Regions from separate parts of the Homo sapiens genome. Here region 1 is linked to region 2. A link is a contact called in ENCODE Hi-C or POLR2A ChIA-PET data. All regions are on one chromosome and are shown on one strand. The core of a region is the stretch at or near the end of the contact, and the rest is flanking DNA. Distances in the headings are between cores, read along the strand shown.

Region 1 (5,629 bases), core at 2,529-5,028, 3.7 Mb after region 2:
TATTTTTAAGTCAACCTTTGTTTCTGGGTTCCTCTGTGAGTTCCTACCTTGTTTTAAGAACGCAGCTTAACTCCCGCTTGGGATGTTTGCTTTTAGCCTGAAGTCCAGTAGAGGCTGACCACTTACTTAAACTCTAGGACCAGAGGGTGCTCAACCTTTGCACATCTAATGACCCAGTCCCACCAGATGGTCTTTACTTAGTATGGCATTTGCCATGAATTTGCCATCAGATATTGGAAGACTAACACATGCTTCCTGAACCCCTTAAATTCCGCCAACTAGAAGATTTTTGAGGTGAAGGCTGCATACTCCCCGTAGACGCCTACTCCTTTCCTCACAACCCTGTTAACCTTTGGCCTTGCCATTGCTCTTCCCCCCATCTCCAGGAAAGACAGCAAAGTCTTACCTAATGTAGTCATTTCTGCAAAGGATCATGCCACTTTTGGTGTAACAGGACGTGCCGATGTCGCCCAGCTGCGCCTGGCAGCAGGAGCACTTGAGGCACCGGCTGTGCCAATAGCTGTCCATGGCATAGAGCAGAAAGCGGTCCGCAATCTTGCCCCCGCAGCCTGCGCACCGCTTCCAGGAGAGGGAGCCGGCCGTCACCGGGGGCGGCTGCGAGCTGCTGCCCGGATTCACCATGGTCTGCAGAGGGCGGGAAGGGGACAGGGAGAGAAAGACAAAACAGGGGCGATGCAAAAGTTAGTAATCGCCGGAGAGAGAGCAAGCCCATTCCCCTCCTCCCCGCGGAGCTGCTGGAAGGAAACAGCAGGGCAAGGGCGGGAAGGAGGCTGAGGGGGAGAGGGAAGAAGGGAGGCTCGCCGGCAGCAGCCGCCTGTTTACTTTTCTCAAGCTTTGTTCTGGGGCCACGAGCTCCTCTCAACTTTCCTGCGCTTGCCGCCGCTGACAATTTCAGCTCCGGTACTGTCAAAACTCCGAGAGCAGGCTCCGCTGCGCGCTCCACCCCTCGCGGCACCTCCTCCCAGCCCCCGCCTCCGCCCACTGCCCCCTCCTCCCCTCCTCCGCCGCCCGCCTCCAGCAAATGAGGGTCAAACCCACCCACCGCCGCGCCCGGCCCCTCCCCAGCCCCCGCCGGGCCCCGGGACAGAGCCGAGAGGAGTGGGGAGGCGGCGGCCCCGCCGGAGCCTCGTTCCCTCCCGGGTTCTGCCCCGGGAAGTGCAGCTGCAGTTCACAAGTTGGAAATAGTTCGGTTTTCCGAAAGGGAACGAGGGAGGGACCGGCAGACGGGAGACGGAGAGCGTGGTGATGGGAGGGAAGGCAAGGTGACGGGAGGGGTGGGTGCAGTGTGTAAAGTTGCGAAACTGGTTTTTCGTATTTTAAGCAGCACCTTTCACATGCCATTGTGGTGACCGCCATCTCCCATTATTGTTCCAAATCTCATTTCATTTTGAAGATCAATGAGTGTTTTCTCTGGGTTTTCAGGACACAGGCAAGAATAATAGATCATTGAACTTTAGGATGCCTGTTAACTTCCTATACAAACACTCTCCACTTTGGTCTCACTAATCTGCCCTTGATCAGCAATTTAAATGCTAAAGCTTTGTTCCTCCAAAGGGCGGGGGGGGGGGGGGGGCGGGCGGCGTTACAGATAATGTGCGAGAAGGCACCATTAAGGGATGCACAAGTTAAATTCGAGCCCGTCCTGCTGTCACCAAAAACTGCTTTAAAAAAGAATTCCCCACTCTAATGAATGCCACAAGAGATGCAACTGGGATATAATATAGGAATCAATTTATAAAGCTTAGCCTAAACCGATTAATTTGTTGCCTTCAATCCCGAGTCCAATAAAGTCCTAGTGTTCCTCTAGTCACTTATTCTGTAAAAAGATCAAGTTATTTACTGCCAATTAAGCAGCCTGTATTGTCTTTGTCCTCTGTAAGCTGAGAGTGTGGGCTCCCCCTGAGGCTCCCGGCTATCTGCTCAAGACATTCAGCTGATACCTCAGAAGAAGGCGAACTTTGCCTGTACCCGGCCCAACTTGGCTGCTGCAAAAAAAACGAGGAAGGAACGAAACAAGGACTCGGGTTCCTTAAATAGGCCGATTTTAAACACATTTCCTCCGAAAGAGTCCCGGAACGTGTGTCCAGTGACCGCACAATAAACCAGAATAAGAACTGCACCAATTAAGCTGTAACAAAACCCTGAGACTTTGGAAACAGGACCACTCTAAAACCCATTAGCATTGCATTTATCCGAATGCATCATACCTTTATGTAAATTGATTTATCTGATGCATTTACTCGAGGAATTGCTTTTTGTTACAATTTCAGCCCTAACCCAAATGAATCTGCATTTCCTGCCCTAGATCTTTAAACTGTTTCCCCCAACGTTTTAATCGCTCCGAATTCCTTTTTAAAAGGAGAGTGAGGGAGGAGATTCCAAGCTCTTCCCCGCCCCCATCTTTAGTGAGAGGTAAATATATATGTATTTTTTTTTTGAAAAGGAAACATTACACTGAGAAAAGCATCCAGTAACCCCATTAGCTAAAGCTCTTAAGGACAAGCAATACCTTAATGCTGATTAAATCTAAAAGAGATGAATCAAGAAGACTGACCAGAAACTGACTCCCCTGATAACTAAGGACGGGCCCTCATCAAGTTTCATTTAGAGTTGGAAAAAAAAAAAAAAAAAAGAAAGCTTTTAAGTTAAATAGGCTTATACTCTAGTAATTACATAGCCAAGCAATTTAGGTCCTGGGATAGTCAGTGAAATAGAAAGCAGAACTGGCAGCTAGAGGCAAAATCTGCCCCCCTTTAACAACGTCTCTGGTGTTTTTTAATGGAGACCAAGGGAGGGACAAACGTAACGCTGGCAATTTGTAGTACAAAAATGGATGCTTAATTCATGTCTTGATTTTAATTAGGTGATTCACCGTATTTCTCCTGGATTGGAACAAAAGACTTATAAGCCAAGAAGAATTTTTTTAAAAGAACCAGCAATACCGAATCCTGCTCACTTAGATCCTTCCTGCCACTGTTTCAAAAATAGTGTTTACTAGAAGGGAGGGGGGGTATCGTGACTATCCCCACCCCCACCCCCCCAAACACACTACTTCTCATACTTAAAATCCTCATCTAAGCACCCCTTGCCTTTCCCTTATGAACTAGAAATATCCCCACCCCCTCTACGGTCCCCACCAGCCCCGTTTCCAAGAAGAGCCCTTTTGTAAGCAGGAACCGCTACAAAGCTGGCGGCCCGGGGCTGCCCTCCGCGCTAGCTCGCAGGCCGGCCTCGGTAGTTTCAGACTCGCGCTTTATCTAAGCCGACGTATTGTTTACTTGCAATTTGGGACGGTCAGGGGAAGGAAGCCAAAGAAAACAGCCCTGGCCCGAATCGACCCCCTCCCTCCCTCTCCCACCTCCCGGCCCGCGGCTCTCCACCCGCCCCCTTACCTGCTTTTCCCCTATATTGCAATATTGCGAGAGGCGGCGGCGGTGAAATGCGAGCGAAGCCGCTCGGCTTCCAGGGAAGGGGCGCCTGGGCTGGCGGAGCTGGAGGGAGGGAGGGAGTTCTCGCAGAAGCAGGAAAGGGGAGGAGGGGGCTAAGGGCGGCTTTTTTTTTTTTTTTAAATCGCGTTGCTCTGGGGCGGGTTGGGGGGCCCCCGCGTAAGTGCCGGGCGGCCGGGAGCAGAAGTGTCAGTCTCAGTCTTCGTCCTTCTCCGCCTCCGACTGCGCGCGAGCAGCTGCAGGAGCCCTCGGCCCGCGCGGCGCGGCTTCAGGCGCGGCGCAGCGGCAGCAACTGCTGCAATCGCTGCTGCAAGTTTGGCAATGTGGCTTCACTTTGTATATTCCCCCGCCCGGGGGCCCCCGCCCCCGCCCGCGCTCCTCCCGCTCCTCCTCCTCCTCCGCCGCCGCCTTCCTCCCTCCCGCGCGCTCGCTCGCTTGCTCGCTCCGGGATGGCAGCGGCGGCTCGGCTGAGCTCCCTGCACCTCCGGCCGGGAGCAGTCGCAGACACAACAGCCCCGGGAGCGGCGGCGGACGGTGCGGAGGCCGGCAGGCAGGCGCACCCAGGCGTCGGGGGCTGCGGCCGGCCGGGCCCGGCGCGCTGGAGCCTGCGCCGCTGCCGGGGCTGTTGCTGCCCGGCTCGGAGGCGGCGGCGGCGGCGGCGCTGGCCTCTAGCCGGCTCGCTCGCTCCCTCCGCGGCTCTTACACATGTGTTACTGACAGAGCAAAATCCCAACTACTCCCCGGCTCTGCCTCCGACGTCAGCGACCCTCAGCCACTGGGCGGCCGGATTGTTCAGGCGGAATAATAAAACCTGCCAATCCGGGGAAGGACAAAGGGATGACTGAAACGAGACTCGGGGGGCGGGAGAGAGAGCGAGGCGGCAGAGCTGGCCGACAGAGGAGAAGGGAAGGGCCCGAATCAGGTGGGGTGAAGTGACCCGGGCGCCTGGGGCCGGGGACCCGCTTGGGCTGCCCTTCGCGACCCGGGATCCGGAGTCGAGACGCAGGGCGGGGCCTCACCTGCCTTCTCAGCGCACGGGGACCCTGAGGACCCGCGCCCGCTCGCCCCTCGGGGACTGCCATCCCCTCTATCTGAGAGGAGACCCTTAGGAAACTTACCATCTTTCTCAGAAATGGGTCTCTTCCTGTTTGGGAAGATAAGTCCTGCATCTTAGGGCAGTGGACTTCTATCCCCTCACGCACAAGCACACAGAAGAGGATTTTTGTTGTTGTTTCTTTAATTCACGATATTGGAGATTTATGAACCGTAGTGGAAGCTTAGTTAACAAGGTAGAAACATAAAGGAAATAATAGTTGCTAGCTAAATACTGCCTACTTAGCCTCCCTCATACTCCCATTTTTCCGAGTTTGAAAGTGCCTAGCAGGCATTTCCTGGATCCTTGTCAATTGCTGGTGATGTAGGGAGCACAGTCCTTATTTTCAAAGTTGACGAAAACTTAAGGGAGAAAGCCTTTCCCGACTACCCTCCTCACTGTGGAGGATGAGAGGCGGAAATTCTCACAGCCCCCAAAAGCAATGGAAGTAATTGCAAGATTTGCAATCTCACAGCCTCTAGAGAGTAAGAAATGTCACTTCTAGTATAAATCAAGTTTTGAGGAATGCTTTTAGGGTGCTAGCCTGAGAGTCTTTTTCCAAGGCCGAAGCACAGCCTAGATGCTTGAATACCTAGGCATTCGACTTTATCTACTCTGCCAAATAGGTTAAATAAATCTCCAGACTGAGGCTAATATTAGGCCTGATTATTGTTAGTAAGTTCCAGAGAGATTTTTCTGGTGGAAATTATCATGAAAGTGCAAAGCCCTTCTGCTAAGTATCATTAAGTAAAACCAGCCTTGTGGGGCAAGTTTTCATATTGTGTTACACACAGTACTGCTAGATTGAGGAAAGGAACCTGAAGGAGAATCTGGCGAGACAATGCAGATGTTGAACATTTAGGGTTTTAGTGTCTATTTGGGGGATTTCTGTCTTTCAAACCATCAAAATTAATAAGGCTGCATAAGAAAGAATAATTATTGCCCATACAGTCAGGTAGAGGGCATTTTAAATATCAATTCAAATACTCATTTTTTAATTCTAGCACCTTAAAATTAAATGAATTAATTTTATTGATTTGTATTTAAAGTTGCACTGCTATGATGAATT
Region 2 (5,447 bases), core at 2,222-4,721:
TAACCTAAATGCCCATTAGTGGTAGACTGGATAAAGAAAATGTGGTATATATATACCTTGGAATACTATGCAGCCATAAAAAGAATGAGATCATGTCCTTTGCAGGAACTTGGATGGAGCTGGAGGCCATTATTCTTAGCAAACTAATTCAGGAATAGAAAACCAAAGGCTGCATGTTCTCACTTATAAGTGGGAGCAAAATGATGAGAACACAGGGACACAAGGGAGGGAACAACACACACTAGGGCCCACCTGAGGGTGGATGGTGGGAGGAGGGAGAGGATCAGAAAAAAATAACTACTGGGTACTAGGCTAAGTACCTGAGTCATGAGATAATCTGTACAAAACCCCAGTGACATGAGTTTACCTATATAACAAACCTGCATATGTACTCCTGAACCTAAAATAAAAGTTTAAAAACAACAACAGCAACAAAAACCAGCATCTTGCTTTTTATTTCTTTAAAACATTTACCAGGTGTATTCATTGGAGCATCATTTTATTCACAATGTGTTATGAATTTTCTCCCAAACTGTTTTCCACATCTTGACTTTCATTCTCAACTGTGATTTCCTTAAATATTTTGGCACTGAGCCACATAACTTGTCTTTGGATTTTTTCAGTTGCCTGTATGTTTTTTTCTGTCCATAAGTTTATTGTCTTTATCTGAAAAATCCTCATAGAAAATTGTTTGGTTTAGCTCTCAGCAGCCCGCTCCTGAGCTCTGAGGAAGCTTGCCTTCTTTTGAGCTACCCAATCTTTCTTCTGAGCAAGGGACATTTTGGGTCGGTTCCACTTCTTCTTTTTAACTTCTTTCTTGGGCTTCTTTTCACAGACTGGACTCTCTCGTATAGCAGCATGAGCTTTCTTACACATCTCTTCCATCATGTCTGGAGTTACACTGTTCTTCATGTATTGAGAGAACTGTTTCTTGTAACCATCTTCATCTTCTTCCATTAAGTAGCACATGTAATCTGCAACATTGTGGCCCATGATGTGCTTCCTGTGTACTTCTGCATTAAATTTCTTGCTTTCAGAATCATAACCAGGGAATCATTTAGTACTGTGAGGGACAGACAAGCCCCCATGCACAGCTCCCTTCAGAGTGCCAAAAACTTTACTGCCAGTAGTAGTTCTGGCAAGGCCTGCATCCTAATTGCAGGTAAAGGCACCTGGCTGACCATCAATGCTTACCACATTGTAGTCATCGCCAGTTGCCTCCACTTGGCCTTCATAGATCTTGTCCATGTCAAACCTATTGAGAAGCCTGCGGTCCAGCAGCAGGCCAGTACAATACGCTGCAGCATAATTTGTCAGGTCAACCTTCACACCATATTTTGGCAGTTCGTGTACATATGCTGTGCAGACTATCATATCCCCCTCTGTACGGGCATAAGCAATCTGACAAATGATACTCTGTTTGTTCCACGAACTATCATCCTGTATTTGGGTATGTTGTATTCATTTTTATCCTGTATCACCAAGTGTTTCTGAGCATAGTAATCAGTTTTACCCTCTCGTCGTCTTCTAAATTTCACTTGATATCTCTTAAAGTAGGCCTTATTCTTAATAACTTTTACAAACCCCATCCTGCAGAACAGAGACCCACGTCTGCGGCTAGACAGAGAACTCACGTGTATTTTTTTTTCTTTTCGCATTACCTTATTCAAGCTTTCTGTCATTATATTTTCTGCCATTCATAGAAGCTTTTGAGATCCATTTTGTACAGCGTTTCATCAACTATTACTACTTCTACTATTATAATTACTATGATTACTTTTACTGCTATTATGACTTCCACAGTATTACAATTCAGTTGCTGAGTTCTAGTGTAAAAAACAGCTTCATTAGTGAGACAAGTTCCTGATCATGGCTGAGTTCTGAATGATTCTATTTGCTTGTGTGATTTGTCTGCACATTAGTCAGTGGTATACATTAATGACAGTTATTTTCTTAGTAACTGCTTTTACAGTGATATAATGTAAGAATTTCCATAGTACATAATATTTTGTAGTAAGTCCAATAGTAAACTGAGAATGTCCAATTTTAATGGATTCTGCAAACGAAATGATCCAAAGAGCACCCCTCCCCCATTGACTGCAAATATATACGTATTTATATTTTATTGTTTACACATTTGTGTAAATGAAGACAGGAGATTTGCATTTTAAAGAGCCCAAAGAACTGTATGACTTCGAGAAAATCACCTTACTCCTCTTTGTCTCATTGGGTTACAATGAAATCGAGCAAGTTAGAACAATGCCTGGTACACAGTAAGCACTCAAAAGTGTTAGCTATTAAGTAATGAAGCAATTAATGTGTTTAGTCAAATATTTGTTGTTTGGAATCTACGTTTGCTGTTGCTGAAGGCATCATTCCATAGGAAAGAGAATGTTTCTCATTCTTGTCAAATAAATGCAGTTATGGTATATTCTTCCGAATGTCAATAACATCTTGAGGGTTTGGAGGGCCACAGTAATGACAGCTGTACAACTAAGGAAAACTTTTTTATTTTTAAATTTTTAAATGAGTAAACAGAGGTTCAGAGAAGCCAAATAATTAAGGCGGGACCAGTAGATTTCTCAAGAACTCTTGGTTAATCTTAAACATGTTAGCAGTTTCTCGTTGGCTCAGTCGAAAAACAAAAGAATAGCCCACTCAGTGTTTCTCTGCCCCAGGATCCTGTGGTGAAGTCTTGTTAAAAATGAAAATTTCCAGAACCCTCTAGGGACTGATTCTCTGAAGGGTTAACCAGCATCTCACATGCTTCTTATATAACTTTAATTCGTAGAACCACGACACTTTCAGTAATGCAGGGAGAGAGTATCCTCAGAGAGTCAAACTGGAGCAAACCTCGGCCACCTTTCAGGGCAGGCTGTCCGGGTAACTGAGATGTCACACTTGATGCTTTGCCTGGCCATCAAGCAACTCCCAACAATCTGCCCCCTTAAGATCCTAAAACCTTCCCTCTGCCATTACTCCACAGTTGTGATTGGCAAATATTGCTGTTTTCCTCAACAAGAGGAAAATAACAGAGATTTTTGCACGCTCGTGATCGTGGAACTCAAACCTGGGCCTGTTCCACCTTAAAGGGCCTAGGCATGCCTAGTGCTTGGGTCTTGCAGAGTTTGGGCACCACCATATTTGGAGCGTGCCTACTTTGGGGCGGGAACCTCCTTGGGAGTGATTAGGTCAGCGCTGGGGGAGGTGACCTTGTTTGGTTTCTGGCACCCGAGAACAGTGGTGCACTGTTTCCGCTGCCCTCGTTTGTCTAATTGGCCCAGACGCTCCACCAGCGCGAAGCTTCCCGGGAGCTCCTCGCTGGCCACCCCCGCGGCCCGCAGCCCGGCAGAGGCGGGAAAGCAGCGCGCCTGCGCCGTGGGAACCGGGGCTGGAGGCGAAAAGCGGGGAGCGGAGGGGGGCCGCTGGAGCCGAGTAGCGTACAGAGCGGCGTGTGACGCGGGGACGCCGCGTGCTCCCAACGTCGCCCCGGTTTGACGCACACGGCACCAAACTGTGAGTTTCAGGGGTTATTTGGTCAGATTCGCTGGGACCCGAGTGGGTTTCGGGCCTCTGGGCTGTGGCAGCGGCGGGACTGAGGGTGGCGGAAGAACTTGGGGGACCCGGCCTCCGGCTCTCGGGCCCGGGGAGCTACGCCCTAGGCTGGGTCCCAGCCATCCAAAAGGACGCATTTTGCCGCACAGGCTAAGATGGCGGCGGCGGCCGAGGAGGCGGAGTTGGTGCTACACAAGGAGCCCGGGCCCCGGGTTCGGGGAGGCGGCGGCCGCGGCGGTCGCTGGGGGCCACGGAGCCTGAGGTGAGCGGCGGCCGCCGCCGCGGGGCGGGACTCGGCGGGGGGATGGGGGGGGGGCTTTCCGCTGCGGCGTCGGAGGATCCGGTAGCGGACACAAAGGGGCTGAGCTGGGCACTAGACTTGGGGGTTTTGTTTAGTCACATGAAGCCGAGCAGCCAGTGAGCAGTAGGGGGAAGGGGCCGAGATCAGGCGGCTTGGGGAGCCTGGCGGTCGCCATTGCAATGCACTGAGTAACGGGGCGGGCCGAGAGCAGTCACCAACCCCTCTCGTTGAGGCTGCTCGGTTGTGGCCAGAAACGCTGGCTCTGGCATTAACTGTCTACACCCCTCCCCTTACTTGGGACAGGACCGCATAGCCCTCCCCTCCCCCCGTCCTGCAAGATCTTATGCGGCTAGGTGCCTGGGAAGTAACAGCAAGAGGTAAATCGCTCGAAGTGTTTGGGTTGCCAGGGGCTTGGTGGGTGTCCAGCTAAAGCTTTTTGCCTCTCCAGGTCTGATTCTCTGGCCTTTGTGTCCCTGGGAAGTTACTCTGCCAGAGGAAAGCAGGTGTGCTCCACTTCTCCCGTGAACCTGAAGATGAGTTGTCCCAGACTCTTCTCAGTGATTGGAAACTTAGGTGGTGGAGCTAAAGGTTACTTGTTACGAGACTTCTACAGACAACTCTTGTTGGGATCCATCTATGGTTTAGCAACATTAGTGGAAAAGTTTTCTTGAATATTGACTTTGAATATAAAAACGTTTATATTTAGACTTCAGATTTTGTGTGATCATCAAACTCAACGAGGGGATAAACATAATTGGGGGCGAATGATGGTCTTGTCTTGTTAATAATTTCAACAGAAGTATCACAACACCGCCGACTATCCTGTCCAGTCCTAATTCCACGCTTGTTGCATCTGGATGGTAGATTTGTTTTAATTGTGTATTCCCTCCCTGCAGTAGTTTGCTTTAGTTGTAAACATTTTTTGGTCCCATGAGAAGGAAAACATTTCAAAAAATAGACAACTAAAGTTTCTCAAAGAAAGGAAACCTGGCTGTTTGCCTTCAGTTGCATGTGTAAGTATCTAGGGAACTTGATGGCAGTAATATTGCATTTTGGTAGGCTTGCTAAGAAAAACCTCGTTTTTATAATAAGGCTATAATCTAGCTTAGACATTTTAATTGGTGAAGCATAAAGCTTGATTAGTATTAATGCAGTGGTATGTATTGCTTTTAAAAGTCTTACAATTTCTAACAAATTAAAGTTATACTGCAATTATATCATACTTTGTGTTGGTATTAACTCATGAAGTACAAAATTTTGAAACACCTAATGTTTTGTGTTGGCAATTAACAGAATTCCTTGGTTGGAGGGATATTTAAACACATTAGATCACTGTGTAGATCTCTGTGTTCAAACTGAAATTTGAATTTTTCAACATTAGTTAACTTTCATTTCCTTGTTCTTTTCAGATATATATTTTCTCTTTTTTTAGCTTCTAATACAGAACAGTCTTGTATTAATGAATAGGAGATGCATTAACATTAGCAAATGTATTCCTGGATCATAAAGTTTTACAGTGGAAGCAATATCAAAGAACAACTGCTCTTACCCTCCTCTTTTACAATATATTGAGGACCAGAGATGATTAAGT

Evidence for each region. Hi-C counts contacts between places; a loop is a spot of excess contacts on that map. ChIA-PET counts read pairs that join two places held with the same protein, here RNA polymerase II (POLR2A). Pooled maps may share reads with other maps.
Region 1: a map of CD8-positive, alpha-beta T cell shows a loop between it and region 2 (10-fold over the local background). The contact joins the promoter of LMO4 here to the promoter of ZNF644 in region 2. A Hi-C loop is called at or near these places in 2 of 168 maps with a recorded cell type or tissue (CD8-positive, alpha-beta T cell and naive thymus-derived CD4-positive, alpha-beta T cell), 2 of 37 single-sample maps with no recorded cell type and 15 of 50 pooled maps. POLR2A ChIA-PET finds 5 or more read pairs at or near these places in 1 of 52 experiments (activated B cell).

Annotation. Positions count from the first base shown.
Region 1 is chr1:87,327,029-87,332,657 of GRCh38, reverse strand. It overlaps LMO4 (LIM domain only 4), which reads right to left and starts at 3,778. Exons shown (of 5, transcript NM_006769.4): 1 at 3,414-3,778; 2 at 407-645. The coding sequence starts at 642. RefSeq lists enhancers at 18-656, 657-1,295, 1,604-3,149, 2,715-3,290, 3,291-3,868 and 1 more and silencers at 988-1,347, 2,714-2,803, 3,727-4,156, 4,407-4,576.
Region 2 is chr1:91,020,059-91,025,505 of GRCh38, reverse strand. It overlaps ZNF644 (zinc finger protein 644), which reads left to right and starts at 3,471. Exons shown (of 6, transcript NM_201269.3): 1 at 3,471-3,516. It also overlaps the pseudogene RPL5P6. RefSeq lists enhancers at 2,565-3,114, 3,115-3,664, 3,665-4,214 and silencers at 3,252-3,481, 3,812-3,881.